Linked DNA regions of Homo sapiens: region 2 is linked to region 1. Evidence: read pairs that join two places in POLR2A ChIA-PET (ENCODE). Cell type or tissue: HepG2. All regions are shown on one strand. Each heading gives the region's core, and the rest is flanking DNA. Links, peaks and the distances in the headings are about the cores only. Region 1 has its middle 28 kb from the start of MED9. Region 2 overlaps PEMT (phosphatidylethanolamine N-methyltransferase).

Region 1 (15,986 bases), core at 8,767-11,266:
GTCCTCGGGGACCCACGAGGGAGCTCCACCGCAGTCGCCAAAGCCGCGAACGCCACACAGACCCAGGCCACTGCAGCCAGGGGTCAGCTTGAAATTGCCACGCTCCTCCATGCCGGCTGGTGCGGCGCTCCCGTGGTGCACACTTCATTGTAAGACTATTCTTGCTGGTGCTGTTTAAGAAGTCCTGTTCTCGTCTCTGTTTCTCTCCACACTGTCTCTCCCACGTGAGCCTTAGGAATGGAGGTGCTGGCGAGGAAGGCCCGAGGTGATGAAAGGAGGGAGAGAGTTGCTAGAGCTTCTGCAGCGACCCCCCTGGGACATAAGAACAACTCTGCCCTGCTGGGGTGAGCGGCCTGTCTAAGCATCGAGATCATAGAACTAAGACAACGGACGTCCCTCTCTGTGCAAGAAGCCTTCCTTAGTATCTAAATCCAATTTCTTTTTTTCTGATAAAGTAAGCTTAAAAAAATAAGCCTCAACCTAAATACATTTTAATGAGCTACTCGGTGGACTTGGCTTGGCAGGGTTTTTACATTTGTTGTTCAAAGCTTTCTTTGAACACAACAGTCAAGGTACCCTTGAAAATGGAATCCTCAGGGTTTTACTAGCCAGACTGACATCCTCAGAACTGGTTTCCTGGCTTCTCTCATAAGGGATATATGGGTGAGAATGAGATAGAGAACATTCTTTCAAAAAATGTCAAGAGTAGCTGGGCGCGGTGGCTCACGCCTGTAATCCCAACACTTTGGGAGGCCGAGGTGGGCAGATCATCTGAGGTTGGGAGTTTGAGACCAGCCTGACCAACATGGAGAAACCCCTTCTCTAGTAAAAATACAAAATTAGCTGGGCGTGGTAGCACATGCCTGTAATCCCAGCTACTTGGGAGGCTAAGGCAGGAGAATCGCTTGAACCCGGGAGGCAGAGGTTGTGGTGAGCTGAGATTGCGCCATTGCACTCCAGCCTGGGCAATAACAGCAAAATTCCATCTCAAAAAGAAAAGATGTCAAAGAGGATCCTAAACTGAAATGAAAGCGCAGTACCAGTGCCACCTCTGCATGGCCTCCTCCTGCCCACTGACGGCTCTGGTCTTGCAGGACGGACCTCACAGAGCACTTGGTTGGTGCTGTGTCCAGCCTGGACCCTGGCCAGCTGTGGCCACACACAGTGTGTGACTGAGTGGAGGCAGCACCAGGGCCTCCACTGTGGAACAGCTGCTCAAAGGAAGGGCCCAGAGCCAACAGCGACAGGCAGCAGCCATGGAAGGCCAGGTGCAAAATGCCAGAGGTGACAGAGGAGACTGCTGACTGAGGTGCAACTCCATGCCCTTCTCCAAGAAGAATAGCTCCAGTGTCCACAACTGTGTGTCCCCTGCAGCCCCTACTGTATTTATAACCATCTGCTCCTACCACGTGCCACCTCACACATTAGTGGCACTTATTTGAATACTGCAAATTACTATATTAATCTGTAAGCTTCTTGGGTATCAAAATCTCTCACATAACACCTGCTCCAGGTACTTAGGGATCCTGGGACTCCAGGTACCACTCTACACACCTGCTCCAGGTACTTAGAGATTCCAGGAACTCCAGGTACCATGCCACACACCTGCTCCAGGTACCACTCCACACACCTGCTTCAGGTACCACGCCACACACCTGCTCCAGGTACTTAGGGATTCCAGGGACTCCAGGTAACATGCCACACACCTGCTCAGGTACTTAGAGATTCCAGGGAACTCCAGGTACCATGCCACACACCTGCTCCAGGTACTTAGTGATTCCAGGGACTCCAGGTACCATGCCACACACCTGCTCCAGATACCACTCCACACACCTGCTCCAGGTACTTAGGGATTCCAGGGACTCCAGGTAACATGCCACACACCTGCTTAAGGTACTTAGAGATTCCAGGGAACTCCAGGTACCATGCCACACACCTGCTCCAGGTACTTAGTGATTCCAGGGACTCCAGGTACCATGCCACACACCTGCTCCAGATACCACTCCACACATCTGCTCCAGGTACTTAGGGATTCCAGGGAGTCTGGGTACTGCTCCACCCACCTACTCCAGGTACTTAGGGATTCTGGGACTCCAGGTACCTCTCCATGTACTTGCTCCAGGTACTTAGAGATTCCAGGGACTCTGGGTACCACTCCACACACTTGCTCCAGGTACTTAGGGGCCCTGGGGACTCCAGGTACCACACCACACACCTGTTCGAGGTACTCAGGGACCCCAGGTACTGCTTCAGTTTCTTAGATAATGCTAAATGCCCTAATTTCTTAACAGTTCACTTTCTCCTTTCCTCCCCAAGCCAAACTCCCAATCAATATACATCCATCTCTACTAGGTGCAAGACACTGTTCTGGACACAGGAGATGCAGGTGTGAACAAGACAGACAAGGTCTCTGCCCTTATGGAGCTGGTGCTCCCATGGAGAAGAGAGATTAAAAACAAGCCAACCAATGCATCAGATTATCTCATGGGACTAAGAACTCGGAAAGACACAGGGCGGAGCACCACAGTAAGTACTGATTGGACACCTTTTCCTCAACGAGGTGACATTTGAGTCATGGCCCAAATGTTGAGAAGCCACATTCAAGGAAAGAGGAAGCTGGAGGTGAGGGACCCATGGAGAGTGGCCCGCGGAGTGAGGGGAGAGGCCCTGGAGCTCACAGCTCAGAGGTCATTGTTAATGGGACGCAGCTGCAAGGTGCAGGGCGTTGAACGCACAATACTACTATAGCTGTTGGATTGCTTTGCTCTTCATTAGGGACCTCCACAAACATTACCTCATTTTCATTTTGCTCCTCACAACAGCCCTGGGAGTTTGAACAAATGAGATTCAGGAATTGACGCAGTCCACATTATCAATAAATAAAATGAACCCTCATAGCCCTCTCGATCTGTAGTTTTTAAATGAGGACACTTCTTTCAAAAGATTTGCTTCACTCTAAAAAATCCTATGAAATTAGTGTTTGTCTGTAATTAGGGCAGTTGCAACTGAACATCACAGCATCAGCTATTGTCTGTTTCCGAGCTCAATAATAGACTGTTCGGATTTGAATAAGGCCCACTTGCCTTGGTCCAAATGGCAAGATTTATGTTAAATTGAATTTTGGAGGCTGCATTCGTGTGTGACAGTTGACAGGGAAAAGCAGCCAACGCAAACAGCCCTCCCGGCTCCATCCAGCCTGACCCAGTTAGGCAACATAGGGGTGACCACAAACCTGAACACTGGCGACAAGGGGCAGGCACCCAATGGGCTGTAAGTAAGGGCACCAAGTCCCTGGAACCCAAGAAGGCTGCACCTACGAAGGAAAAGCTCAAATGACAAACGCCAGAATAGACAGACACCCCATCACGGCAGCCTGAGCCCAGCTTTGTTCTTAAGGCCTACTTCCAGGCTTGTACAAGAAATGGCGAGATGAATTTTCTCTCCCAATCTAGTTGCTTACTTGGGCTGTGGCTTGCATTCTCCAGACCCAATCAAACAGCACTGATTTTTTTTTTTTTTTTTTTTTTTTTTGAGACAGAGTCTTGCTCTGTTGACCAGGCTGGAGTGCAGTGGCTCAAACTTGGCTCACTGCAACCTCTGCCTCCCAGGTTCAAGTAATTCACTTGCCTCAGCCTCCTAAGTAGTTGGGGACTACAGGCATGCACCACCACACTTGGCTAATTTTTTTTTTTTTTTTGGTGGAGATGGGGTTTCACCATGTTGCCCAGGCTGGTCTCAAACTCCTGACCTCAAGTGATCCGCCCACCTCAGCCTTCCAGAGTGCTGAGATTAAAGGAGTGAGCCACTGCGCCTGACCAGCACTGATTATTCTTAAAGTCCAATGAAAGGGCCAAGATTTGTGTGCAAGTCTGTACATGCAGGCAGGCGGTGGTGGTGGGATTGAGAGTCTAAGAGGTAAACCTTGCCAGGGGCCAGCGGGGCTTTGTTGGGAAGCACTGCTTTAAATACATAGCAGCAACCACATTCTGAGTACCTTCCATGTGCCAGACCCTGAAAAAGCTTCTCTCACATGAGGTATTTAATTTAATTTTTAAAGTAGTATATTCAATAGCAAGCAAAGATCACCACTACAAGCCAGGCATCGTTCTAGGCATTGGGGAGACAGCAGCAACGGAGAAGACTTCCAAGAAGGCTTGCTTTTGGTGGGACTTCTAAAAGGGGAAGATAAAGACAACATTTAAACAAAAACATAACTTCAGATGGTGAAATTAGAAGCCCTGGGTTGATTCTCAGATACACTCTTGCGGCAGAGACTGCCTAGTTGTTCCCCATTATCGAGGCTCTTCTATAGCAGCAGAACCCCAAGTTTTACCTGCATGCATAGTCACTTAGGACCCAGACTTTATTCTCCCAGCCTCTCTTTCTGCTAGGTGAAGCAATTGACTAAATTGCAGCCAATGAGATGTAAGCTGAAGCCGTATATACAATTTTAGGAAGTGTCCCCTACAGGGACAGGGTGGGACCTTCCTCCCTTTACTTGTTTTGTTTGTTTGTTTTTGTTTTGAGACAAAGTGCAAAGTGTCACTCTGTCACCCAGGCTGGAGCACAGTGGTTTTTTTTTTTTTTTTTTTTTTTTTTTGAGACGGAGTCTCGCTCTGTCACCCAGGCTGGAATGCAGTGGCGCGATCTTGGCTCACTGCAACACTGCAACCTCCCGTTCAAGCAATTCTCCTGCCTCAGCCTCCTGAGTAGCTGGGATTACAGGTGCACGCCATCATGCCTGGCTAATTTTGCATTTTTTGTGGAGATGGGGTTTCACCGTGTTGGCCAGGCTGGTCTCGAACTCCTGACCTCAAGTGATCCACCTGCCTCGTCCTCCCAAAGTGTTGGGATTACAGGCGTGAGCTACTGCGCCTGGCCCTTTCCCTCCTTTTTGCTGCCTAGAATATGGACACAACGGCTGGAGCTTCAGCAGCTATCTTGGACCATGAAGGAAAAATAAACAATTTTGTTTAGTTCATGGTGCTCTGGAGTTCGATTTTTGTTATTCACAGCTGCACCTAATTTTGTTGTCTTTCCTATTAATTGTGTAACTTGGGGTAAAACTGGCTCAGACCTTCTGTTCCCTCAGCTGTGAGATGGGATTGATGATAATGCCTACTTCATATTGCACTATGCTGGTGGCTTTCAAACTTCAGCATGCGTCAGAATCCCCTTGGCATGTTAAAACACAGAATGCTGGGCCCCACCTGAAGAACTTCCGATTAAGTAGCAACCTGAAAACCAGTAAGTCTAACAAGTTCCTAGATGCTGTTGCAGCTGCTGCAGATCAGAGACTACACTGAGGCCTGCAGTCCCTGCAGGGAATGACCTAGGAAGGTCTAAATTGCCCATACAAAGCCAGCGTGTTTGGCTTCTCTCCCATTTAACAAGATTTATGCATCCTGTCAAATATGCTGCCAGTCACCTCTGGCCTCTTCTATGCCTGCTCCTTGGCTTCAGGGACCCTGATCCCCACTTTCTGGAGCAGTGAATCTGATGCAAATGCTGTTTACAGAGGGATCTGTCAGTGGCCCATCCCCAGGAGGGACTTCCATGTGACAAGCCCGGCCTCTGACCCACTCCTCCACTGCAAGGAAATGATCCCCACTCCAATGCGTCACAGAGCAGCCCATCGCATGGGTCATTCCGCAGAAGAACTACCTTCTGGACCCTTCCTTCTGCCACCATATGCCATTCTGCTATTTGCAGAGGTGAGTGGGTAGGGACAGCTCTTCACCAGGGGCTGCCAGACAGTCAGTCAGAAGCATCATTTTCTTACTTAGGATTCCCATGGGAGGCAGAGGGTGAATCTCAAGGCTGGGATCCCTGTCTCCACTGGCCGCTTCAGCAATGCCCAGACCACCGCTCTGCCCAGCGAAGGAGCCTGCCCTCTCCTCCGAAAGGAAGCTCCCCTGCCCTCAGGGAGGAGCCTCCCTCTGGAAGGGCTGCTGCCAGGAGCAGTGGCAGCCCAGGAGGCTTCCCCCTCCCTCATATCCCTCTTGGAAGGGACTGATCCTCCTCTCAGGGCTCCTGCATGCTGGCGACATCCCAAGCCCTGCCCAGGACAGCACCATCAGTGCAGCTCTCAGTCCCCCGCCCCAGCCATTTCCATCAAGGGGGTGGGTATTATCTGTTAAACCGCTGTGCGGCATCAGGCAGGTCTAAGGGGCGGAGATGCACTTGTGTCCCTTAACTAGTGGTTAAGAGGACAGCTCTGATCAAATCCCAGCTCTGCTACTCTTTAGTGACATGGCCTTGTAACTAAGGCCGCAGCTGTGCCTGGCCTGTGGCTGAACCTCTCTCTGAACCTCAGTTTCCTCCTCTGTAAAGTGGGGACAATAGTAGTGCTTATAAATGGCATCAACCAAGGTGCTTAGCTGTAAACAACATAGACCAACTCTGCTCACTTTAGCAGAAGCATTTCTTAAGAGGGTATTGGGTACACACTGGTGCCAAAAGACAGGCATAAGAATAGAATATTCCTAGCAGCACCATTCAAACATCAAATGTCCATTCACAATAGAACAGGTAAGCTGGTTACGGCCCTTCACACCAGACAGCACGGAGGATGGAGAAACCTCAGCTACGTACAGCAGCATGGATGACTCTCACCCACGCTAACTCAAAGAAGCCAGACACGAAAAGGGTGTGCACTATATCATGCTGTTTCTATAAAGCTCAAAAACAAGCAGAACCAATCTAGAAATCTGGTGGTGGTTATGTTTGGGAGGAGAGACCCTGGGAGAGTCTCTAAGGTGCTGGCCCTGTTCTATTTCTTGGTCTGGGTTCTGATTACATGAGTGTGTTTGCTTTGTCAAACTTCATTGAACTGCACACTTAGGATCTGTGATCTTTTCTGTATGTATCTGATACTTCAATAACAAAATTAACTTTGAAAAAAAGCAGAAGGCATGTTTGGTTGCTCATGGATGTGCTGGGAGAATCAGAGAGCTAGGCCTGAAAGCCAGAGTCCAGAACACTGCCCCTAATTTTTTTTTTTTTTTTTTTTTGAGATGGAGTTTTGCTCTTGTGACCGAGGCTAGAGTGCAGTGGCACCATCTCTGCTCACCGCACCTTCCACCTCCCAGGTTCAAGCAATTCTCCTGCCTCAGCTTCCTGAGTAGCTGGGATTACAGGCTCCTGCCATCACACCCAGCTAATTTTTGTATTTTTGGTAGAGACAGGGTTTCACCATGTTGGCCAGGCTGGTCTCGAACTCCTGACCTCAGGTGATCCGCCCGCTTCGGCCTCTCAAAGTGCTGGGATTACAGGCATGAGCCACCGCGCCTGGCCAACACTGCCCCTAATTAAGGCATGGAGCTGTTTCAAGGGAGGAAAAGGTGGCAGGCGTTGCAGCCAGAGGGGCTGGTTCAAATCCCAGCTCTGCCAGTCCTTAGTTATGGGACTTTGGACAAGTCTCTGGATCCCTCTGAGCTGTGTCCTCATCTGTACGATGGGGTGCCAGCCCACAGCTTATCCCACCACTGTCCACACTGGCACTGCCTGTTATCATGCCTGGCAGAATGGATCCCGGATGGTACCTGCCCCTTCACAGCTGAGCTCAGGGTGAGCACATCTGATTGGCCAGCCCTGGGCACATGACCACACTACACCCTGCAGCATGTGGAGGTCAGTGCGAAGCTGGGTGCAGGGTCTGGCTCAGGGGTTCCATGGAGCCCCAGGGTGGGCTTTACCCGCCAAGATTCTGACTTACCTGATCTGGGGAGAGTCTGGAATGTGGCTGTTCTTTTTAAGCTCCCCAAATGATTCTAGTGTGAGTCAAAGTTGAGAACCACTGCCCTGAATCTTTATCTTTGAATCCTGAAAACTTTCTAAAAGGAAAACGATCCCAGAACCTTCAGAGTTTCTGTCCATTCGAATCTAGTACTAGTATACCTCGTTTGAAATTAACCTCATCTAGCGCCATCTAAGCTCAGAAAATGAAGCCATTGTGGGATCATTTGCCAAAGGACTTGTTGACATCTGTTTTTATTCTTTTTTATTTTATTTCATTTTTCTTTTATTTCCTTTTTTGTTTCTTAATCCGAGTGAACTCATAAAGTCTGTTTTTAAGTGGTACTTAAGCAGTTAAAATATGACTCAGTTTGACTCCATTGAAACTGCTTTAAATAATTTCCAAACAAGATGAAGTTAAGAGTAAATAAAATAGTCACGTTTGGGAGCATGAAGGAGCCGGCAGCTTTTGACGGTCTGGTGATCAGGCAGCCACGCAGGACCAGGTCTCGACTGTCCTTGGGTTTTGTGGAGCATTAAAAAGGAATAAGGAAATGGGGTGGAGGAGGTCAGCTAATTCTGGGAACAAAGCTAAGACTGCTGTGACTGGGGACTGGTGGGGTCATCAACTCTTTCTTGGGTAACTTTGGCCATGCTTTTTTTTCCTCTGCAGAGTCTGAAAAGGCTACCTGCTTTAGTTTCCTGTGGTTGCTGTAATCATTACAACAACACAAATGTAATGTCTCACTGTTCTGGAAGCCAGAAGTCCAAAACCAAGGTTTCTGCAGGGGTTTGCGCTCTAAAAGCTTGGGGGGAGGATCTTTCCTACCTCCTCCAGCTTCTGGTGGCTCCAGGTGTTTCTTGGCTTGTGGCCACATCACTCCAATCTCTGTCTCTGTCTTTGCGTGGTCTTCTTGCCTGTGTCTCTGTGTCTTCTCCTCTTCTCTTACAAGGACACTTGTCATTGGATTTAGGACCCACTTGGATGATTCAGGGTGATTTCACCTCAAGATCTTAATTGTATCTGCAAAGACTCTGTTTCCAAATAAGGTCACATTCTGCATTTCTGAGACATGGACATCTTTTGAGAGGGTCATAATTCAGCCCACTCCACCACCTTTGCTCAAAGGATGCTTCTGCATTTAACTTAGATTCAGCATCCTGATTCCACAAGTGTACTTTGGCCTAGCTCTGGATTTCAGATTTGGCAGGGCCGAGGTCCTTGAACCCCAGTGCCCGGGTCAGCAGAGATCATTTACCATGCAGATTCTGAGGGAGTAAGTCTGGGCAGAGCTCAAGGTTCTGCATTTCCAACAAGCTCCCAGGTGATGCCAACAAAGCTGCTGGCCAGGAACCTCCCTCTGAGCAACACGTCTGGTGACTATGGGAAATATCCAGGTCCCACCCTGGTGATCCTGATCCAGAGGCCCATTCTTTCCAGGCAGCTTTCAGATCCCATTCTGAACCGGGGCCGGCAGCCCCTGCCCTGTGCTCAGGAGCAAGGCCTGCAGGCCAGGAATGAGCCAAGCCAGCCTGAGCCCCTAGCCACCTCCTAAGAAGGGTGTTTCCCAGTCCTGAAGTTTGGCTGGGAATTCCAATAGAATCCGTGACCTTTCAGGAAGCATCTACACTCTCCTAGCCCCCTCCCTCTTACATACCACCCCTCAGCCCTCTTTCTCTCTTGCCCTCTGATAAGTTCCCCCTTGGGTCCTCAGACAAGCCACAGGGCCCTGCCAGCTGCCTCCTGGCTGGATGCAACCCAACCTCACCGCATGGTGGGGATGGCCCAGGTGAGGGCACAGAAGGCCCACCTCTGTCTAGCCAGGCCCCACGTCAGCAGGGCTGCCAGCACAGGGACAGCGAGACCAGCTGGGGAACTGGTTATTTCAAGTGGCTCCCAACAAATCATGTCATTTCCTCAGCTGTGAAGACTGACAGCCCTCAGCACTGTGGCAAATGCAAGCCACTCTTTCCAATGATCAGTGTGAGAGGAAGAAAGGGAGACCCCATGGGGGAGAGGAGGCCTCCCCTGCCAGCCTGCATGGGGCTGAGCAGTGGGGCAGGGACAGAGGTGATGCGACCACAGCTGAGTGACTCAGCCAGGGTCTGCTCTCTCACATATGGTGGCCAGGACCCAAGATCCCACCTGTGGCAGGTGTCCCTGAGGGCAGTTGACACCTCAAAATAAAACTTGAGATTGCTCATGCAACCGTGAAAAGGAAACAATTTATTACCATAAAAGAGCCATTTAATGTGAGACCCCAATAGCCTCTGGCTGTCTGTCATCCTGATCTGACGTGAAATGGATTTGATATTATCTGCAAACAACCACACATTCCTTCAGAAGAAAGTCACCTCCACAGAGGATACATGACTTGTTTGTTTGTGGTTGGCTATGGCTTTGACTTTCCCCGCCACGCTGTTTGCCTTGGTTAATGACCAGCCGGAAGTGCCCTGCCTCCTGTTTGGCTGATGAAAACGCTGACCTTTTCAGGAATGATTCCAAACCAGGCATCTGTGGATGACTTACCTCATCCCTTTCATTGCTCCCCACCACACTGCATTCCCCATAAAGGAAGTAGCTATTTTAGGCAAGGGAAAATGAGATGGTGGGACTTTCCCCAAAAGCAGGCTTGTGCCTGATGCAGGGTGGAGGAGCCCCACGCCCTGTGGAAGGACAAACACAGCGTCATCCACAGACGTTGCCCATGGGTCCAGTCCATCCATCGGTGACTTATGGGCAAAAGGGAAGGAAGGAAAGGAAAGAAGATTGGTGAGCAGTGTTCTTTGCTATTAGGCAGAACTGGCCCAGTGGGTGGCAGTCACAGAAGGGGCGGAGACCAGCTCCGCAAAAAGAGTTACTTCTCCAAGTAGTGAGCATCCTGTCACAGAGGTTATATGAGCAGGGGCAGGATGAGGAGACTGTTTTTATTTACACTCTGATAGGAGGAGTAGAAGTGGACCCAGACCTTGAGGAGCCTAAAATTTTTCTGCAGAGGCAGGCGGGACCTGATATGGCAAGTGAACATCAAGGCCTGCCTTGCCTCACAGGGCAGCTGGGGACCAACCCATACGAATCCAACATGCGGAGGAAGCCAGAGCCGGAGCAGGAGGCAGAGACCTGAGGATGGGCTGGAGCCTGTGTGCGGGGCTTTCTGTCACTTGCAGAGTCCTGGCTGGTACACTGAGGAGCACTAGCTTGTATGGCATTCTTTCCATGATTGGAGTTCAACGATGGGAGACCAGGGAGATGGAGTAGTTTGAGCTCCTGGGGAATGATAACATCTGGATCCTGAGAGGGGAGGAAAAGCAAACGCCAGCAATGACATAGGATCAGAAAGGTGCTCAGCATGGGGCTGTCTGTGGGAGGGGCCCAGGTGCTGGCACCTACGTGACTGAGGGCTTGTGGGAGGGGGAGGGAAACTGCTTTGCAACAGCAGGGGACCCAGGTGGGGTATGTGTGGGGTATGTCCCAGTCACCTCAGGGAAGGGGGGCATTGAAGGGTGTGCTCAGGATCCACCTCTTCCCCGAGTTCTCCCTTGATGCAAGCAGCCTAGGATCAGACTTCCTTGAATTCTAGCTCATCTGCCAGGGAGGCACTACTTCAGCCAGAAGACCGCCTGGAGGACTTCATGGGGCTTCAGAACCCAGGGCACTCCTGCCACATGTTATCAATGACTTTGCAGTATTGTGATAGTGTGTGATACCACCCGTCATATGCAGTAACAAGGAGGGAGACTGACCGAACTTTGAAGGCATCCTTCCTGTTAGAATTTCAACTACCTCCATATCTAGTACAGGAGAGGGAAGTAAATGCAGTGGAAATCTGATTTTTTTTTTCACTCTGTTCCCCAGGCTGGAGGGCAGTGGCACAATCTCGGCTCACTGCAACCTCCGTCTCCTAGGTTCAAACGATTCTCCTACCTCAGCCTCCCGGGTAGCTGGGATTACAGGCATGTGCCACCATGCCCGGCTAATTTTGTATTTTTAGTAGAGATGAGGTTTCTCCATGTTGGTCAGGCTGGTCTCGAACTCCTGACCTCAGGTGATCCATCCGCCTTGGCCTCCCAAAGTGCTGGGATTACAGGCATGAGCCACCACACCTAGTCCCTGATTTTGTTTTATCGGCAAATTCACTGTTGAGGGTTGGAGCAGCCTGTGATATCCGTGTGAGTCCATTTGTGAAACTGAAACTTTGTAACAAGAACTAAGATAGTTATTGAGAAGTGCTTTGAAAATGATCCAAGGAAGCTTTCCAAAGTGACTCTGTCCCTGGGAAGGGAGGAAGGGACCACAATATGCCTGTATCAGATTTCTACTGCTGTGTAACAAATGACCCCAAAACTTAGTGGCTTGAAACAACAATGAACATTTATTATTTCATAGTTTCTGTGGGTCAGGAATTCAGGAGTGGCTTAGCTGGGTGGTTCTGGCTCAGGGATTTCATGGGGTTGCAGTCAGGGTATCAGCTGGGGTTGTGTCATTAGAGGCTGAACTGGGGCTGGAGGATTTACCTCTGAGGTGGTGCACCCACATGCCTGGCAGGTTGGTGCTGGCTGTTGGTGGGAGGCCTCAGTTTCCCACCACATGGACTCCTCTACAGAGCTGCTTAAGTGTCCTTACAACATGGCAGTTGGCTGCTCCCGAGGAAGTGATTCAAGGAGAGCAAGGCAGGAACCATGTCTTTTATGGCCTAGCCTTGGACATCATTTCTGCAGTCCTACTGGTTGCCAGATGGGTCCTATTCAGTGAAGAGGGGACTCTCCAGGATGTGACTACTGGGGCTCACTGGGCAGCATCTCAGAGCTGCCACCATGCTGCTGCGTGGTTGGCCCATCTGGAACACTTAGTCTTCAGTCACTTGGTTTGATTCAAGAACAAAGAGTTAGAAACTCTTCACCTTTTGAATGCAAGGAAGTAGGCTGACCCCTCAAAGTGTGCCAGACAAGCCATTTTAAGCATAGTTGGGTGAGATGCAAAGAGGAAGCCTGCATATTCGCTGCTTACGTGAAATGTTTGGCGCCTACTCATGCTTTCTATCCACAGAGTCTCACTGATAGTTTGTCAGCCTTGCATCCCATCTGCCCCATGTGGGTCCTGTGAAGCTGCTGGTCAACCTATCCCCTGGCTTTGGGGGAATGCAACCCATGTCTGGCCAACTGTGGTGCCCCATTTCCCAGTCTAGAGTTGTTGGTCCAAGAGGAGGCTCTCTCTTACTCTGAAATCATGAGCTGAGGGTTTACTGTGTATGCCTGAAGCTATCAGACAATGAAGAAAGAAGAGAGAGAAAGAGAGAGATTTGAGCACCTGGGTCCAGCTATGACTGAAGCTAGCAAGACACCCATCTTTGTTCTCTGAAATTATGTAAGAAAGTAAACTCCCTTTTTGGAATTTTGCTTGTTTACTTTTGCTTAAGTTAACTTGAGCTGGAATTTCATCATCACAATTAAAAACATCCTAACAACTTATCCCTTGAAAATCATGTGCTTTGCGCCCAGCCAGCCGCCCCGTCAGGGAGGGAGGTGGGGGGGTCAGCCCCCCGCCAGGCCAGCCGCCCCGTCCGGGAGGGAGGTCGGGGCGTCAGCCTCCAGCCCGGCCAGCCGCCCCGTCCGGGAGGTGAGGGGCGCCTCTGCCTGGCCACCCCTACTGGGAAGTGAGGAGCCCCTCTGCCCGGCCAGCGGCCCCGTCCGGGAGGGAGGTGGGGGGGGTCAGCCCCCCACCCGGCCAGCCGCCCCGTCCGGGAGGGAGGTGGGGGGGGTCAGCCCCCCGCCCGGCCAGCCGCCCCGTCCGGGAGGGAGGTGGGGGGGGTCAGCCCCCCGCCCGGCCAGCGGCCCCGTCCGGGAGGGAGGTGGGGAGGTCAGCCCCCCGCCAGGCCAGCCGCCCCGTCCGGGAGGGAGGTCGGGGCGTCAGCCTCCCGCCCGGCCAGCCGCCCCGTCCGGGAGGTGAGGGGTGCCTCTGCCTGGCCGCCCCTACTGGGAAGTGAGGAGCCCCTCTGCCCGGCCAGCCGCCCCGTCCGGGAGGGAAGGTGGGGGGGTCAGCCCCCCGCCCGGCCAGCCGCCCCGTCCGGGAGGGAGGTGGGGGGGGTCAGCCCCCCGCCCGGCCAGCCGCCCGGTCCGGGAGGGAGGTGGGGGGGGTCAGCCCCCCGCCCAGGCCAGCCGTCCCGGTACCGGGAGGGAGGTGGGGGGGGTCAGCCCCCCACCCGGCCAGCCGCCCCGTCCGGGAGGGAGGTGGGGGGGTCAGCCCCCCGCCCGGCCAGCCGCCCCGTCCGGGAGGGAGGTGGGGGGGTCAGCCCCCCGCCCGGCCAGCCGCCCCGTCAGGGAGGGAGGTGGGTTCAGCCCCCCGCCAGGCCAGCCGCCCCGTCTGGGAGGGAGGTCGGGGCGTCAGCCTCCCGCCCGGCCAGCCGCCCCGTCTGGGAGGTGAGGGGCGCCTCTGCCTGGCCGCCCCTACTGGGAAGTGAGGAGCCCCTCTGCCAGGCCAGCCGCCCCGTCCGGGAGGGAGGTGGGGGGGTCAGCCCCCCGCCCGGCCAGCCGCCCCGTCCGGGAGGTGAGGGGCGCCTCTGCCCGGCCGCCCCTACTGGGAAGTGAGGAGCCCCTCTGCCCGGCCACCACCCCGTCTGGGAGGTGTGCCCAACAGCTCATTGAGAACGGGCCAGGATGACAATGGCGGCTTTGTGGAATAGAAAGGCGGGAAAGGTGGGGAAAAGATTGAGAAATCGGATGGTTGCCGTGTCTGTGTAGAAAGAAGTAGACATGGGAGACTTTTCATTTTGTTCTGTACTAAGAAAACTTCTGCCTTGGGATCCTGTTGATCTGTGACCTTACCCCCAACCCTGTGCTCTCTGAAACATGTGCTGTGTCCACTCAGGGTTAAATGGATTAAGGGCGGTGCAAGATGTGCTTTGTTAAACAGATGCTTGAAGGCAGCATGCTCGTTAAGAGTCGTCACCACTCCCTAATCTCAAGTACCCAGGGACACAAACACTGCTGAAGGCCGCAGGGTCCTCTGCCTAGGAAAACCAGAGACCTTTGTTCACTTGTTTATCTGCTGACCTTCCCTCCACTATTGTCCTATGACCCTGCCAAATCCCCCTCTGTGAGAAACACCCAAGAATTATCAATAAAAAATAAATAAATTAAAAAAAAACAAAAACAAAAACAAAAAAAACAGATGTGGAAAAAAAAAAAAAAAAAAAAGAAAATCATGTGCTTTGTAGCAGTAACAAACAAATGAAGAGCAGATTTTCACTTGATTAAAGCCTGACCAGACCAATGATCCATACCCTGCTGTCTGCGGCCTACAGAAACCGCCCTTCCTCCACCACCAAAGGAAAAAAGATAACACAAATTAGAAGAAACAAACAGACCTAAAGCAAGCCACAGCTGTCTCCTGGTTGGTGCCAACGCGCCAGCATTGAGCTGGCCCTGCCCGGATGGTTTTCTTGTCACCCTGGTTGTCCTCAAGCTCTGTGAGCATAAAGACTGTGTTTTCTGTGTTTTCACAGCCAACTTCATATAGGAGTTCACAAGCAGATATTCAAAAGTGGCTCCTTAAATAGACTAAAACGCATAACGCTTGCTTTTAAGTTAATAGCCAATGTTCAATGAGTCCTATGTTCCAGGCCTGGGGCTGAGTGCTTTACCTGCGATGGCTCACTCAATCACCATGAGTGGAAGGTGGTTTCTATTATTATCCTCATTTTACAGATGAGAAGACTGAGGCCCCAGGAGTTGGCGATTTTCCTAACGTCACAGGCTGCTAGAGCTCATCTGAACGCTAACACCTTTTACTTGTTTATTTCACCCTGAAACATTGACATTGCTGACATGCTATAGGACTTCAATTCCTTTATGATGGAGAAATGAAAATAAATATCACCCCACTACCATCACTAAACACACACACACACACCCCTCTCTCACCGCCCTGGCCAAAGGCCTGAAACCAAAACACGGTGTTCTCTCTGCATTATTAGCCATTACCACCCGTAAGGAACCCAAGCAATGTTTTTCCGAGAAGGCCCAGGGTACAGGGGGTGCCATTCATGGAGAGCTCAAGTGCCCAGCCTGGCATTTCACAGGCCACTTGTGCATGTCTAATTGTCTTTTCTGTGTCAGGAGGGCGGGCTGTGTTTGTCAGAGGCTCATTAGGACCCTGGCCAAGGGGTTGTTTGTGATTTCAGGGCTGGGTGAGGAAAGTGCAGGGTGAGGGTTTCTGTTCCGAATGGACCTCCTGCCGAGCGCTGAGTCAA
Region 2 (15,986 bases), core at 7,342-9,841, 92 kb before region 1:
TCTGTGTGTGGAGAGGGGTCGGGAGCTCTGCACTTTGGGAGGACTATGGCTGGCATTTGCTTGCAGTTGGGGCTGGTTTGCAAATATTTCTCTCTGCCTCAGCAGGTGAGAAATAGCACCTCGGAGCTCCTTGCCTGTTCAATTATTTCTGATTGAATTAATTATCCTGCAGTAACAGCGGAGCTGCTAATAGGGAACATTGGGTGCCCCCCAGGCGGAGCATGTGGCTCGAGAGCACGCCTGGAGCTGGAGACCAGTGGGCAGCCCAGCTCTTCGGGGGCGCAGGCCCCCTGGAGCTCTTCTGACGATGGGCAGCTTCATCCTGCAGTCACCAGTGCATGCAGAGGTCCAGCCACGGCCACCTCTTTCTTTTCTGTCCTTTAAATGGAGAGGGTCAGCACGTAGCAAATGAACCAACTTTGCTTTGACTGCAGCTGTGAAGATAATGAGGCAGCCTTGGTTGTCATCTAAACTCAGCAATGGTCGAGAGCTATTTGGGATTTCCTGGCCTGCTTCCAAATTGCAAGCCCTGTTGGGCTACTAATGCCCCACCTTGTCCCAGCCTCTCTTTGGCCATAGGCTAGGCCAGCCCCAGGGTGGACAGGGAGGCTCCCCAGGGTCGGACGAAGGCAGGCGCCTGTGAGCAGAGGCCTGGGGGCTGGATGGGTGGCAGGTGGCCAGGCCACTCTTCCTAGCCCAGCTGATGCCATCCCGTTATCTTGTAATTTTCTTCCCGGGGCCTTATCAGCCTTATTAGCAAATGTCAGAAACAATGAGAGTCACTTAAACCTGATCATGCCCACTGCACCCCCCACCAGCCTGGCACCAGTTTGAACCAAGCCTGCTTCTGAAAATGTGGTGGAGAAAGCCCTGCTGCTCCTGGGAGGGGCTCAGGCCATTTGATTCTGCCTGGTGGGTTCAGGGCTGCCTGGCTAGCCACCAAGACACGGGAGAGCAAAGCCCGGCCAAACCCAGGGGCAGTGGTGTCCAGCAGGCATCAGGACATGCCGTGGCCCACACATGCCCTTCTCCACAGGTGCCATCATCTCCTTTCTTCTCCTGTTAGTGATGGCTTCATTGGCCTCAGGTGACACCGCCTTCTAGCCCAGGCCACTGGATCCAGCCAGAGCGTCTGTGCATCGCCCCAGGGAGGTGTGGGGAGGCTCGGCCCCACCTGGCAAGTTTATAGGCTGCTTGAGGACATAAGATGGGTACAGAAGAGGCTTCAGGGCTCAGCAGATGCTGTGCTGGGAGTGAGCCCAGGCAAGGTGGCCCAGGGACAGAAGATGGAAGGTCAGTCGTGGCCTCCTTCCAGAAGGAAAGAGATTTTAGCAGGAAGAGACAGGCAAGGAAAGGAATTGGTTTTTCAGGCAGAGCGGTACTTTTTTAAATTGACAAATTTTAAGCATACAGAAAAGTAGAGAGGACGAACCTCCAAACATCAGCCCTTAGATTCCAGTACATCCTGCCTTGGTAGCTGACGTCACGAACGCTGTGACCTGTCCCTCTGCACTCCATCATAGCATCTCTAAAACGGAGGACATTTCCTACCTCAGCACAACTTCATTATCACAAAAGAGAACATTTTGAGCAAAAGTTTGGAAGCAGGCAAAAGTAGGGTTTGTTCTGGAATGGCATGAATGAATGAGTCATGGGCTGGACCCGGCCCCGCAGAAAGAGCAGAGGAGGCCGTCTCTGGTGTAGGAGTTGAAGCCAAGACTCAGCATGCAGGACAAGGAGCCCAGCCTGGTGGCATGGGCTGTGGCTTCTCCAGTGGGCCCATAGGAATGGCCCTGGGGCTGGGACTTGTGGGGACGGCGGCCACAAGAGGAGGATCTTCAGCATGGCCTGACAGCACCTGTAATGTAGGCAGGCAATGGGCTCCTCCAGGTGGCAGGAACACTGTGAGGAGCATGCAACGTGCTGGAGACCATGGGGCATGTGACCTCCGGGCACACCCTGGACAGACCTGGGTGAGAGGTGGGCTGGGACGCCAGGACGGTGAGGGGCTTCAAGGTGTGTTTGTCCTTTGTCCTTATACAGGTGACCTGCATGGGCGGGTGAGGTCCATCAGAATGCTCTAGAACAGGACAACTGAGGTCCCGGCTGCCCCGCTCAACACGCCATGATTCCTAGACTGCCCTGAGAGGTCAGGTTTTAAATAGGGTGTGGCCCGGCAAGGACCCTGAGGGATGTGAGGCCAGACAGCTCCTTGGTGGCCGCCTGCACGGGAAGCTGAGTGGCCCTTTGGAACAGGAAGTGCCTTGTCCAAGTTAACCCGGGCCCGGGCCCACCTTGGACTCCCTCTGGAGAGAACGGCTGGCCTGTTCGCCTCCTTTCTCCTTCCTTCCAAAATAACATGTCCAGGTCCCTTGGTAAGAATGCTGCAGCTGGGGTCAGTCTCCAAACTGGAGTTTGGTGGCTAAAATGCCCGCCTTTCTGCCCCCAATTTCACACATGGATGATGGTCCTGGTTCAGCAGGGAAGATTCTCTTGGACCCGTGTCTGCTGGTTGGGAAGTGGAGAAAGCCGCCCTGTTCTGCCTCCATTTTGAAACGTCTTTTCTGTTCGGAGGACTAAAGGAAGCCAGAGCTGGTTCAGATGTTCATGAGCACCTGTGCCAGCCCCTGCCCGTCACACTTGAGGACACCAAGGCTGTGGTCTGTGCAGTGAATCGGGGCAGTGGGGGGACTTCATGGTTAGAAACACAAGCTGGAGGCCGGATGCGGTGGCTCCTGCCTGTAATCCCTGCACTTTGGGATGCCTGAGGTCAGGAGTTCAAGACCAGCCTGGCCAACATGGTGAAACCCTGTCTCTACTACAAATACGAAAATTAGCTGGGCGTGGTGGTGGGCACCTGTAATCCCAGCTACTCGGGAGGCTGAGGCAGGAGAATCGCTTGAACCCGGGAGGTGGAGGTTGCAGTGAGCCGAGATCACACCATTGCACTCCAGCCTGGGCGACAAGAGCAAAACTCCGTCTAAAAAAAAAAAAAAGAAAAGAAAAAGAAACACAAGCTGGGCTTCCTGCTTCCCAGCTGTGTGGCTTTGGGCCAGTTACTCACTGTCTGGGTGCCTCCATGTTCTTGTTTCCTTATATAAAATAAAGTTCTTTCCTCGTGGATTGTCAGGAGGATTCTGTAATAATCCACAGGATGTGTTCTGCATGCACTAGGTGCTCAACTTTCCTGACCCCCGTCCAGTGCCCCCCTCACCGACCACGTCTGCCCTCTAAGCTGCCAGTCCTATAGGAGGCATTAAGACGTCTAGCAAGGCTGTGTTCTCAGATGCCTCGAAATGGGACCTCAGCCTTGGAGTTCTCTCCTCCCACATGGAGGCAAGTCACTGACAGTCATCTAGCAAATTGTATGCATGGTCAAGCTCAGAGGTTCTATTTTGGGTCAAAAAAGGCATGAGCTGGCTGGGCGCCGTGGCTCACGCCCGTAATCCCAACACTCTGGGAGGCTGAGGCAAGCAGGTCACCTGAGGTCAGCAGTTCAAGACCAGCCTGGCCAACATGGTGAAACCCTGTCCCTGCTGAAAATACAAAAATTAGCTGGATGTGGTGGTGCATGCCTATAATCCCAGCTACTCAGGAGGCTGAGGCAGGAGAATCACTTGAACCTGGGAGGCGAAGTTTGCAGTGAGCCGAGATCGTGCCCCTGCCCTCCACCTGGGGTAACAAGAGCAAAACTCCATCTTAAAAAAAAAAAGCACAAGCTGGATTTTGCCCTTTGTCGTGAGAGCATTTCATGCCTTCATGAAAGTCACTGCAGCTGTGCTTCAGGCAGAGGGCCCGGGATCCAGGTGGCGTGCGCTGCCTTCCGTGGCCCCTTCAAAGGGCAGCCACCTTCCCAGTGCCGCAGGAGCTCCTGGTCTGGGGCCACATGCTTGGAAGGGCCACTGAATGTGGTGAAGGGCTGGGTCCTGGTACTGAGCCTGTTGAGACTTCTGCAGGATTCACTGCCGTATGCCTGAGGAAGGCAGACGAAGGAAAGGACAGTGTGGAGTGCTCAGCAGAGTCCCCATGGTCGCACTTGGGAAGAACGCCCTGGCAGTGGACGGTCAGTGGTCACATGCACATGCGAGGCCCTCAGGACTCTGTAGGACACGACGTGGCTTCTCCACAGTCCTGGGGATCGGAAGCAGATGCAGAATGTGGCCGAGTGGCCCGGGCCAGGGCCTGAGAGTCTGCATTCTGACATGCTTCCCCGGTGGTGCTGCTGGTCTGGGAACCACACTGGGTTTAAGTAACTGATTTAAGTAACTGATGCGAGGAGGCCATGCTCTGGGGGAAGGCAGCTGGAGAGGAGAAGAATGATGTCCCCATGCCCCTTCCAGCCTCAGAGTCCTCTAGACCCGGCAGTGTGCAGGAACGGCAGCTTCACTGCCCATCCCCTGGGGTACTCCCTGCAGCCTTGGGCCCTGCTCCTGCAACGGTGGCCGAACGGTGCAAAGGAGGGGGCGGCCCAGTCCCTGCAGGCTGCCCTCAACCTGGGTTTGCTCATCTGTGAGATGGGATCACATGTATAATCCTGGCTACTTCACAGAGCCCAGGCGAGGATCTCATGGACTTGTGCATGTGGAAAAGCCCTGAAACTGAAAGATTCTAGAAACACCAGGATTGTGGTCACTGTCATTACTGGAGGGCATAACCCATTCCCCTGTTTTTCCTCCATGAAAGACAATCCCACCAAAACACGAAGGCCCTGCCCTCAATCTGTTTGTGTCCTTGGCATGGTTCAGCCTGCTCTCCCCATGGCCTGAGAGGAAAGCGTTAGCCAGGAGGGTAGTTGGAGGTGGCGGGAGGTAATCCCAGGAGCCCGTGGTGAGCTGAGGATATGGAGAAGGCTCATCTGGGGTGACCTGAGCAAGCACCCTCTATCCCAAGCCAGTCCCCAGAGGCCACGTAGGCCCCTGTTTCTGGATTAACTGAGCGGGAGCTCAATCAGGCAAACCAGGTTGCTTGGCACGGTGTTTGCCTTAAAGAAGAACAAGGTGGGCCAGGCGTAGTGGCTCACGCCTGTAATCCCAGCTCTTTGGGAGGCTGAGGCGGGTAGATCACCTGAGGTCAGGAGTTTGAGACCAGCCTGGCCAACATGGTGAAATCCCGTCTCTACTAAAAATACAAAAATTAGCTGGGTGTGGTGGTGAGCACCTGTAATCCCAGCTACTTGGGAGGCTGAGGCAGGAGAATTGCTTGAACCTGGTAGGTGGAGGTTTCAGTGAGCAGAGATCATGCTGCTGCACTCCAGCCTGAGCAACAGAGCAAGACTGCATCTCAAAAAAAGAAAAAGAAAAAAGAAAAAAGAGGAAGGTGGGCTGTGCCCTTCTGGCTCAGGCACTGATATTCAGGGGCCAGTACCAGGCAGATGAGCCCTGGGTGTTGGGCTCACATGTCTGTGGCCTGTCGTTTTAGCCTTGGGGCCAGGGGTAGCAGCCGTTTCTCTCTGGGCAAGGGGCTCATGAGGAAACGTTTCTGCCTTGGCAGCCCAGGCCACAGCTGTGCTGGCTGCAGACACCCTGGGCAGGCCCCGGTCGCTGAGGAGCCTTCTTGGGCAGGTTGCTTCATCTCTGAAGCTCAGAATCCTTTCCTGGAGCACAGATATCAAAATATTTATCCCCAGAAGCCTCAACAAACCTGTGCTCACCGCTGCTTTAGGCCCTGCAGCAGTCCCAGGTCTGGGCAGATGTTTCAAGTTCAGTGTGTGGGCTCTGGCTCGCTGGAGCTGGGCCCAGGGAACTGGCGCCTTGGGATGAGGCCCGCCATGTCCGAGCCTGCCCATGCCCCGCTGCTGCTGCGGCCGGTGGTCTTGGGGCTGCCTGCCAGCCTTCTCTCCTGGGAGCTAAGTGGGGACAGGTGCTGCGGGCCACGGTCCACGATGCTCCCTGCTTCCTGTTTGGTGGGCAGCCTGGGTTTTAGGAATGTGTAGAGCTGGAGGAGCTGAAAGAGCTGGGGCTCGGGATCAGGTGGTTCAGCTGACTCGGGAAACTTTGAGGCACCACCGCACCTGTCCGTGCGTGAGGGAGACATCTTCCTTGCAGGGCTCTGGGAGGATGGGGTGCTTCTGTAATGCCCAGTCTTGGGCCTGGCGCCTACCTCATATGGGTGCTCTATATAGCAGCAGGCGGAGCACAATTCTGCTAACGTCAGCAACAATCCTGTCTGTTGGAATAAACATGCAGATGCATCTGTGACCCCAGAATCCCAGTGGTGGCTCTGTCCCCGTCTCAGCCGAGCACTCAGCGGCCAGGGTGGCTGGACTCAGCACGGGGCTGGCACTGAAACTGGCAGTCACTGCTGTCAGTGCCCACAGAAAGCAAGAAGAGAATAGACAAATACCAGGCAGTGGAGACACTCCCTGCCCACTGCAGATTTATAATCAGCGAACATTTACTGAGTACCTGTTGTATGCCTTGAGGTGCTCACAGGGGAGCACTCGGGAGCCCATTCACTCGCCAGTGATGAGTGGGCACTGTGCCAGGTGCTGTCCAAGGTGGGGGAGCGAGGGGGTCACTGCAGGAGAGGGTGAGAAGGAGGCTGCATGCTGCACGACCCTCTGAACCCTGAGCCTGCCTGGAGAAGTGGGCTGTGCTGCGGGGACCCTGTTGGAGAGGGGCAGCATGGGGAGGGGCGGAGCCTGCCTGGGGCCTCTCATCCTGCAGCTGCCTGGAAGTTGGGCTCCTTCTGACAGTGTCCTCAAGTAGACGCGGGTTCTGGGGGTCTGGCTGGTGGAGGCCAGCTGGTGCTCCTGACTCACTGGCTCCTCTCCTTGCACAGTGGCTGCTGCCACCTGCCTAGGGAGTCTTCCTGGGGCTCAGTTCCCCTGACCCCCTGGGACATAATGCCAGAACTCATGCTGGCTGGCCACCCTCCCTCACGTGTGCTGTGCTCAGCCCGAAGTTGGTGCTTTCACCTGTGTGCTCTGGGCAAAGCAGGCGCAGAGGAGGCACTGGGATAGAGCGCAGAGTCCACCTGGGGCAGCCCCCTCCTCGTCCCGGCCATTGCCCCATGTTGGGGGTCTTCTGTCGGGGGAGGGAGGGTTGGAGCTGGGATTGGAAGGCCCCTCTGAGGCTCTTCTTCCTTCCTCCATGAGCCCTCCAGGCCCCACCCTCCATCCTGCGCCCCTGCCCCATCCCCACCCACGGCCAGGGCTGGCTGCTGCCCATTTTGGCCCCTTCCCTTGGGGCGTTGCTTCCAGGTTCAACTCAGATTCTGTCTTTTCCAGAAGATGTCTCTGTCCTTCCATGCCCCCAGCCTTTGTTCCTTGTCCTCCCCTGTCCCTGCACTCCTGGGGTGGGCCCTCCTGCTCCCGAGCCTCCTGCGTGGAGGCTGTGAGCTCCCTGCCACCTGCGTGGTCAGTCTTTCCTGCACCAGCCTCCCAGGACCCCTCCTGCCCACGCTCCTGAGAGATTCAGGCGCCAGTGCATGGGTGGGGCACAGGGGCTGCGGCAGACAGAGGGTGGTGATACAGGGGTGGAGTCCCACAGGCCGGATGCCTTGATACTTCTCAGCTGCAGGGCTGTGCCCGGGGCTCTGTGCCCCTGAATGAGGGCAATGGTTCCCCTGCACAGTGACCTTGTGAGCTGATTCAGGCCCCATGATCGTGATTAGCTGACAGCACATTGGCCCTCAGAGAAATGAAAATACACAGTTACACAGTAGCAAAATCCCACGAGCAGTCCCTCAGCTGGGGCAGGGACACACGGACTGTGGCACGTCCACACCAAAGAATCCTGCGTAGCCACAAAAAGGAACAAGCTGGGGATACATGTGACACCCTGGGCGCATCGCAGAGGCATCATACCAAGTGCAGGATGCCACAGCCTGCGCGATTCCATTTCTGTGACACTTGAGGAGGGAAACGGGATGGAACACAGGACAGGAGTGTCTGGGGTGGGACAGGGAAGGGCCCAGCTCTGGGTTGGAGCCTGGAGCTGGCTGGAAGTGCTGTGTCCTGATGTGGTGGTGGTATGCATTTGTCAAGACTCATAGACCTGGTTGGGGCACAGTGGCTTACAGCTGTAACCCCAGCATTTTGGGAGGCCAAGGCAGGAGGATTGCTTAAGACCAACAGTTGGAGACCAGCCTGGGCAACATAGCGAGACCCCATCTTTACTAAAATCAAACAACAACAACAAAACTCACAGACCTGTGCATTAAAAAGGGTACATTTTACTTTATGTGTTACCTTCATAAATCTGACCTAAAAATGATTTTTAAAGTCCCCCCTTCTAAAATATACTAATCTTTAAGAAACAAAAACAAAACAAAAAGCTGGCTGACAGTGGGTCCTACTACTAGCACATGGGCGTTGATGATGGTGATAATGTCTCTCGCCCATAAAAGGCCAGCTTGGAAACCTGAGCCCCAGCTGCTTATCGGCCTGTGTAGCCAGACAACCATTCTGCCACTCGCCAAATATTTTCAAATTTCCTTTCCGAGGCAGGCTGAAGTCCAGGTAAATATTGACCCAAGAAGGCGGATCACGCTTTGTGCTATATTTGGTTAATAGTTGGAGTCACTCCTAAGCTACTTTTTCAGTTGCTTTGTACAGGTGGGTTTGTTTTATGTAAAAAGAAAAGACACTTTAAAAAGCTGCGCATAAATCAGACATCATAAATGCAGTAGAAAGCCTCCCTATTTAAATGACTCAGCGAATCTTCTGATGAAACAACTGCCTCTTCCCCTTTAATGTATTTATTAATTTTTTTTTTCTTTTTTTGGAGACAGAGTCTTGTTCTGCCACCCAGGCTGGAATGCAATGGTGTAATCCAAGCTCACTGCAGCCTCAAATTCCTGGGCTCAAGTGATCCTCCTGCCTCAGCCTCTCAAGTAGCTGGGACTACAGGCATGTGCCACCATGCCCAGAGAATTTTTCAATTGTTTGTAGAGATAGGGTCTCAATTTGTTGCCCAGCCTGAGGCAAATTTTTAGATATATATTTTATTTAAGTGAGAGCTGTGACAGCAATGGCACAATACTGCCTCTGTCCTGGCCTGAGGCTCTCTTTGCCGCTGGTGGCCATCGTCTTTGGAGAAGCCGCTCAGCGTGTATTGATGGAGTGACCTCCCTGCCTCCCTGTCCAGTTGGGCTCAGGTACCCAGCTCTTTAGCACCCTCCCTCTACCATCGTGGGGCCTGCAGGTCACTGAGGGCTGGGAGGGCTGGGACCCAGGCCCCTGACTGGCCCCCTGTTGCAGCGTTGGAGAGACCACCTCAGACAGCAAGGACGGGCATGCCATGGGTCCCGGCAGCAGCTGTCCCTTCCTGAGGAGGGCGTTTGCCAGCTGACCACTCCCTGGTGATTTCTGCCCTGATCTTCCCTGGAGGTGGCAGGTTGGACGTGAGGATGAGGTCCCACCCAAGTCACAACTGTGTGACTGTCTTCCAAGTCAACAAACATCCTCCTGGAAGGCTGAGTGGCGGGAAGGAAAGACACCTGCCTTCTACGCCATGCTGGGCCCTGCAGCAGGCACTGTCCATGTCTCAAATCTCCCTCCCCGGGAAATCTAGGCACAGGTCATACTGCTGGAAGGCTTGTCTGTCTCTCCCAGTCTCAGGGCCAGAGCTTCCAGGAGCAAAGAGTGGTCCGGGCCTTTCCTTCTCTTTCTCCCACTCTATCTTATCTCTCCTCCTGCTTTCTCCCAGAAGACAAGTATCAGGGATGGAAGAGGTGGCCACGTGCAGAGCATGACTAATCAGCAGCTGAGTGGCACACACACAGGGGATCTCGCCTGAGGCCTGGGCCAGCATGGGGAAGGCCCCTGCAGGCTGCTGGGCACGGGGATGGCTCAGGGTCCTGGGCTGGGCTGGGCTAGGCTTGGGGGAGCCCGGTGTGTTGGGCTGGAGCTGGCCTCTGCTGTCGCTGGACCACAGTCACCCATGGAGGGCAGGGGTTGGGAACCTGCAGGGACAGCATCTGCCCTCTGGCCGGTGGGGGGTTCTTAGTAGCAGGGCAAGGGGAAGGCAAAGGGGGCCAGGCCCAGGAGCAGGTGGGTCCTCCTCACAGGAGCAGGGCAGGATTCGAGGAGCTCTGGGCTCCCACCTCCGAGCTGGACTCTGAGCATGCTGGCTCCCTCCTTCTTTCCAGGGCAGCAGCAGCCCCACATTCAGGACAGAGCCATCTGTGTAAGCAGGGCTCAGAGACCCTCAGACAGACAGGGAAAAGGAGCAAAATGTATTGTCATCGTCCAGCCTGAAATCTCCAGTGGGACCCGTCAGTGGAGCACGTAGCAGACACCCTGTCCCTCCCGTGCCCCCCGGCCTGTAAGGGCAGCTGAGGCCGTCTTACCTGCTGAGGGAGACCCCGCACTCCCTGACTTCCCGGGCTGGGTGCTGGCACTGGTGAAGGGTTTCGGGCTGTGAGCCTCTTGCCTTCCACTCAGACTGGGCCAGACCCGACAGCACCATGAACCAGAGCCGCCCTGAGTAGGGGCTGACACTGCCAGGCCAGCCTCATCCTGCTCCCGGCCATACCAGGTCCCACGGGGCCAATGGACCATTTCAGTGGATGCAGGGAGCACAGAGCATGAGTCGCACCTGGTGGACGGGCAGGTGTAGCAGGCCCTCATGAGAGGAACACCATTGACTTTCCCACTGGGTGAGGAAGGGACAGCTCTGTACCATTTCCCTCTGCTCAAACCCACAGGAGCCAGCCAGGGCATGGACACTCCCATGAGGTCACCTTTGCTGGTCTGTTCCTTGCGGGGCTGCTGAGTTCTTGATAGAGGTAACAAGCAACCCTGGGGCTCCCGTGTGCAGGAGGAAGGTTGGGGACTGCCTGGTTGTGCTTCGGACCCGGAGGCAGACAGAGGAGGCCTTTGAACTTGGCCTGAGCTTGTTGGGTGAAGCCAAGGACAGAGGCTGGGGTCTGAGTGAGGGGAGATGGTCCCGTGAAGTCAGATTGGCACAGATTCCCCCATCAGAGTTGGGAGGCCCCAGAATGTTCAGGAACAGCATGTGGCAGGGGTCATAACTGAAGCCAGACCTGAGTTACAATCCATTTACTCACTGTGTGTCCTTGGCAAGTCCTGCAAGGGAGGCACACTATCGGACGTCCCCCGTGGGGCTGGCATGCAGATTGAATAGGATACATGGCTGCACTCACCCCAGCGCCTGGTGTGCAGCAGGCCCTGTGCCAGTGTCGGCTGACGTCACTGTGCTGTGGGTGTCATCAGAGCCTGCATGCCACAGTCAGTGCAGTGGCACAGGGCCTGCATGCCACAGTTAAGGAGATTGTAGGCCCTTGGGGAGACAGTGGCAGAATAAGGGAGTCGTTGCCAGACACTGGACCAAGGCCCTCACAGAACCCAAGGGAGGGCAGGGGCATCCCCTGCTCACCGATGGGGACTGTCACCCTTAGGGAAGTTGGGGACCTGCCTGAGCTCACACAGCTGGGAAACAGTGAAGCCTGGATTTGCCTTCTAACTTTTTATTTTCAAAAATATGCAACATACACTAAACTAGAACCGTTTAATGACCCCTGCACCACCGTACCCAATGCCCAGCTTCAAGAATTCTCTCACAATATGTCATTCTTGTTTCATCTGTCTTCTGCCCCCTCTCCGCCTCTTCCCCTTCACTCCTGTCTGCTTCCTTTCACTAGAGTGTTTTAAAGCAAATCCAGACATCAAATTTCATCAGTAAATATCTCACATGCATATGAAATGCAGAATGTATCTCTAACAAGTAAGGACTTTTTTTTTTTTTTTCTTGAGACGGAGTCTCAGTCTGTCGCCCAGGCTGGAGTGCAGTGGCGCGATCTCAGCTCACTGTAACCTCGTCTCCTGGGTTCAAGCCATTCTCCTGCCTCAGCCTCCTGAGTAGCTAGGATTACAGGCACATGCCACCATGCTTGGCCAATTTTTGTATTTTTAGTAGAGACGGGGTTTCGCCACGTTGGCCAGGATGGTCTTGATCTCCCAACCTCGTGATCCACCCGCCTCGGCCTCCCAAAGTGCTGGAATTACAGATGTGAGCCACTATGCCTGGCCATAAGTAAGGACTTTTAATAATATAATACATTAAACATTCAGCAAAATTAATAATTTCATTTTAAAATAGCCTTACAGGCCAGACGTGGTGGTTCAGCCTGTAATCCCAGCACTTTGAGAAGCCAAGGCTAGTGAATCACCTGAGGTCAGAAGTTTGAGACCAGCCTGGCCAACATGGTGAAACCCCTCTCTACTAAAAATACAAAAATTAACCAGGCATAGGGGCGCACACCTGTAATCGCAGCTACTCTGGAGGCTGAGGCAGGAGAATTGCTTGAATCCGGGAGGCAGAGGTTGTAGTGAGCTGAGACTGTGCCAGCCTGGGTGACAGAGCGAGACTCCATCTCAAAAAATAAAATAAAATAAAATAAAATAAAATAAAATAAAATAGCCTTATAGAGGAATAACCAACTTACAACAAAGTGCACCTATATGAAGCATACAATTTGAGTTGCCTTTTTTAGAGATGGGGTCTTGCTCTGTCGCCCAGGCTGGAGTGCATTCGTGCTGCAGCATTGAACTCCTGGGCTCAAGTGATCCTCCCACCTCAGCTTCCAGAGTAGCTGGGGCTACAGGCATGTGCCACTGCACTGGCTAATGTTTTTATTTTTGTAGAGATGGGGGTCTCACCATCTGGCCCAATCTTGTCTCAAACTCCTGGGTTCAAGCAATCCTCCTGCCTTGGCCTCCCAAAGTCCCAGAGTGTTGGGATTACAGGCAAGAGCCGCTGTGCCCTGCCTACAATTTGAGTTTTGATGTGTTTCTACAGCCAGGAGGCACGTACTCAGGTTAAGACTGTGAACATATCCATTCCCACCTTTGAGATCCCCCCAGCCCCTCTTGCCCTTTCTAACCCAGGCTGCTGCTGATCTGCTTTCTGTCACTGGACATTAGTTTGCATTTTCAGGAATTTTATGAAAATGGAATCATACAGTATACTCTATGTTTGTCTGGCTTCTTTCACTCAGCATAGTTATTTTGTGGGTGATGGATGCTCTTGCATGGACTGGTAGTTCCTTTTTAGTGCTGAGTAGTATTCCATTGTATCCATTCACCGTAGTTTGTTTACTTATTCACTGGTTGATGGACATTTGGATTGTCTCCAGGTTTTGACTATTACAAGTAAAGCTACTGTAAACATCCATGTTCAAGTCTGCCTGGATAGCTGCTTTCATCTTTCTTAAGTAAATACTAGGAGTGGAATGGCTGGGTCATGTGGTGGTAGGTGTGTGCATAACACTTCAAGAGACTGCCAAACTGGGCTGGATGCAGTGGCTCATGTCTGTAATCCCTTGCGAGGCCGAGGTGAGTGGATCACCTGAGGTCAGGAGTTCAAGACCAGCCTAGCCAACATGTTGAAACCCCTATCTCTACTAAAAATACAAAAATTAGCCGGGTGTCGTGGCATGCACCTGTAATCCCAGCTACTTGGGAGGCTGAGGCAGGAGAATTGCTAGAACTTGGGAGACGGAGGTTGCAGTGAGCCGAGATCGCACCACTGCACTCCAGCCTGGGCAACAGAGCAAGACTCTGTCTCAAAAAAAAAAAAAAGAGAGACACTGCCGAACTGCCTTCAGAAGTGATTGTGCCATTTTGCATTCTAGCAAGGAGTGAGCATTCTAATTGCTCTGCTTCTCTCCAACCCTCTTTACTTTTAGCCATTTTGTAAGAATTCTTTATGTATTCTAGATACAATCCTTTATCAGATAAATAATTTACAAATATGTTCACCCATTCTGTGGGTTGTCTTTGTATTTTCATGATAGAATCATTTGAAGTATAAAAGTCTAAATATTTGATAAAGCCAGTTTATTTTTCTTTCATTGCTTGTGCTTTTGGTGTTGCATCTGAGAAACCATTGCTAAATCCAGGGTCATGAAGATTTATACCTATGTTTTCTTCTAAGAGTTTTATAGTTTTAGCTCTTACATTTAGGTCTTTGATCCATTTCGAGTTAGTTTTTGTATATGATGTGAGGCTGAGAGTCCACCTTCATTCTTTTGCATGTGAATATCCTGTTGTCCTTGTGCTATTTGTTGAAAAGGCTATTCTTTCCACATTCATTTGTTTTGGCAGCCTTGTTGGAAATCACTTGCCATGTATGTGGAAGTTTATTTCTGGGCTCTGTATGCTATTCCATTGGTCTATGTCTATCCCTATGTCAGTGCCACACTGTCTTGATTACTGTTGCATTGTGGTAAGTTTGAAATCAGGAAGTGAGTCCTCCAACTTTGGTTTTTTGTTTTTTTGTGTTTTTTTGAGATGGAGCCTCACTCTGTCACCCAGGCTGGAGTGCGATAGCACGATCTCGGCTCACTGCAACCTCTGCCTCCCGAGTTCAAGCGATTCTCCTGCCTCAGCCTTACGAGTAGCTGGGATTACGTATGCCCACCACCACTCCCAGCTAATTTTTGTATTTTCAGTAGAGACAGGTTTCGCCATGTTGGCCAGGCTGGTCTTGAACTCCTGGTCTCAGGTGATATGCCTGCCTTGGCCTCCCAAAGTGCTGGGATTATAGGCATGAGCCACTGAGCCTGGCCTTTTTGTTTTTTGTTTTTTGTCTTTTTTTAAAAAAAGATTGTTTTGGATATTTTGTGACCCTTAAATATCCATATGGATGTTAGAATCAGCTTGTCAGTTTTACAAAGAAGCCAGCTGAGATTCTGATTGTGACTGCATTGAATCTCTAGATCAGTTTGGAGAGTATTGCCATCTTATCCAGTCTGTAATCCATGAACATGGGATGTCTGTCCATTTATTTAGATCTTTTGTTTCTTTGAACAATGTTTCATTTTCAGAGAGTAAGTTTTGTACTTTTGTTATATTTATTCTTAAGTATTTTACTCCTTTAATTGCTATAGTAAATGGAATTGTTTTTTTGATTCCTGCTTTCAGACTTTTTATTGCAAATGTGTAGAAATACAATCGTATCTTGTGGCCTTGCTAAACTCATTTATTAGCTTGAAATTTTTTTAGTGGATTCCTTAGGATTTTTAATGTATGAGATTATGTCATCTGTGGATAGAGTTAGTTTTACATATTTCTTTTCAATCTGAATGCCTTTATTTGATTTTCTTGTCCAATTGCCCTGGCTAAAACCTCTAGTACAAAGTTGAATTGCAGTGGTAAGAGTGAACGTCCTTTCATTGTCTTGTTGCTGAGTTTAGGGGGAAGGCATCCAGTCTTTCACCATTAAGTATGATGTTAGCTTTGGGTTTTTCTGCCCATTGAAAAAAATTGAGTTTTTTGTTTTCTTATTATCAAGTTCTAAGAGTTCTGTATATATTTTTGATATAAGTCCCTCAAGAAGTATGTGCTTTGCCAATATTTTCTGCCAGTCTATGGCTGATCCTTTCATTCTATCAAGAATGTCTTTTGAAGAGAAGAAGCTTTAAAAGTTTGGTGAATTTCAAGTTATCACGTTTTCTTTTATGAATCATGCTTTTCATATTGTGCCTAAGAAATCATCATATAATCCAAGATCATAAAGATTCTCTCTAGTCTATTTTCTTCTAAAAGTTTTAGAAGGCTTTATATATTTAGATTGATATATTTATATATAGATTTAGGTTTATATTTCTATTTATAGTCCATCTTGAATTCATTTTTATATTTTTTCTGAGTTATGGATTGAAGTTCTTTTTTTTTTTTTTTTTTTTTTTTTGCATATGATAGCCAATTGTTCCAGTGGCATCTGTGGAAAGGCTGTCCTTTCTCCACTGAATTGCCTTAGCACTTTGTCAGACATCTCAAAATCTGGTTGTGTTAGTTCCACTTTGTCCTTTTATTTCAGAGTTGTCTTGAGTATTCTAAGTTTTTTGTATTTTCATATCCATCTATTTGTGGTTTCCATCTGATTTTTGACATAGATGATTATTGTTGTCTGTGAATAAAGACAAATCCTACTGAGACAGACTGAGACCATGTCTCATAAAAAAGAAAAAAAAAACCATTTCAGAATAATGCGTTAGTGTCCTAGCAACCTCAGCAT

What was found. Peaks named below come from ENCODE experiments on the same cell type or tissue, not always from the same donor. Only the 100,000 strongest peaks of a DNase experiment are listed, where the experiment ranks them.
Region 2: POLR2A ChIA-PET joins it to region 1 with 7 read pairs; 2 of 35 experiments call an interaction of 5 or more read pairs at or near these places.

The regions. Positions count from the first base shown.
Region 1 is chr17:17,440,552-17,456,537 of GRCh38, reverse strand. It overlaps the pseudogene TSEN15P1. Among named protein-coding and RNA genes, the nearest start is that of MED9, 28 kb to the left of the region's middle. RefSeq lists enhancers at 5,946-6,447, 9,546-10,745, 13,930-14,775. In HepG2, for the core only: no CTCF peak of the experiment used is centred there; DNase peaks (open chromatin) are centred at 9,034, 9,678, 10,167 and 10,607; H3K4me3 peaks cover 876 bases.
Region 2 is chr17:17,531,295-17,547,280 of GRCh38, reverse strand. The region is part of intron 2 of PEMT (phosphatidylethanolamine N-methyltransferase); the gene reads left to right. Among named protein-coding and RNA genes, the nearest start is that of RASD1, 43 kb to the right of the region's middle. RefSeq lists enhancers at 1,417-1,916, 6,408-11,409. In HepG2, for the core only: no CTCF peak of the experiment used is centred there; a DNase peak (open chromatin) is centred at 8,460.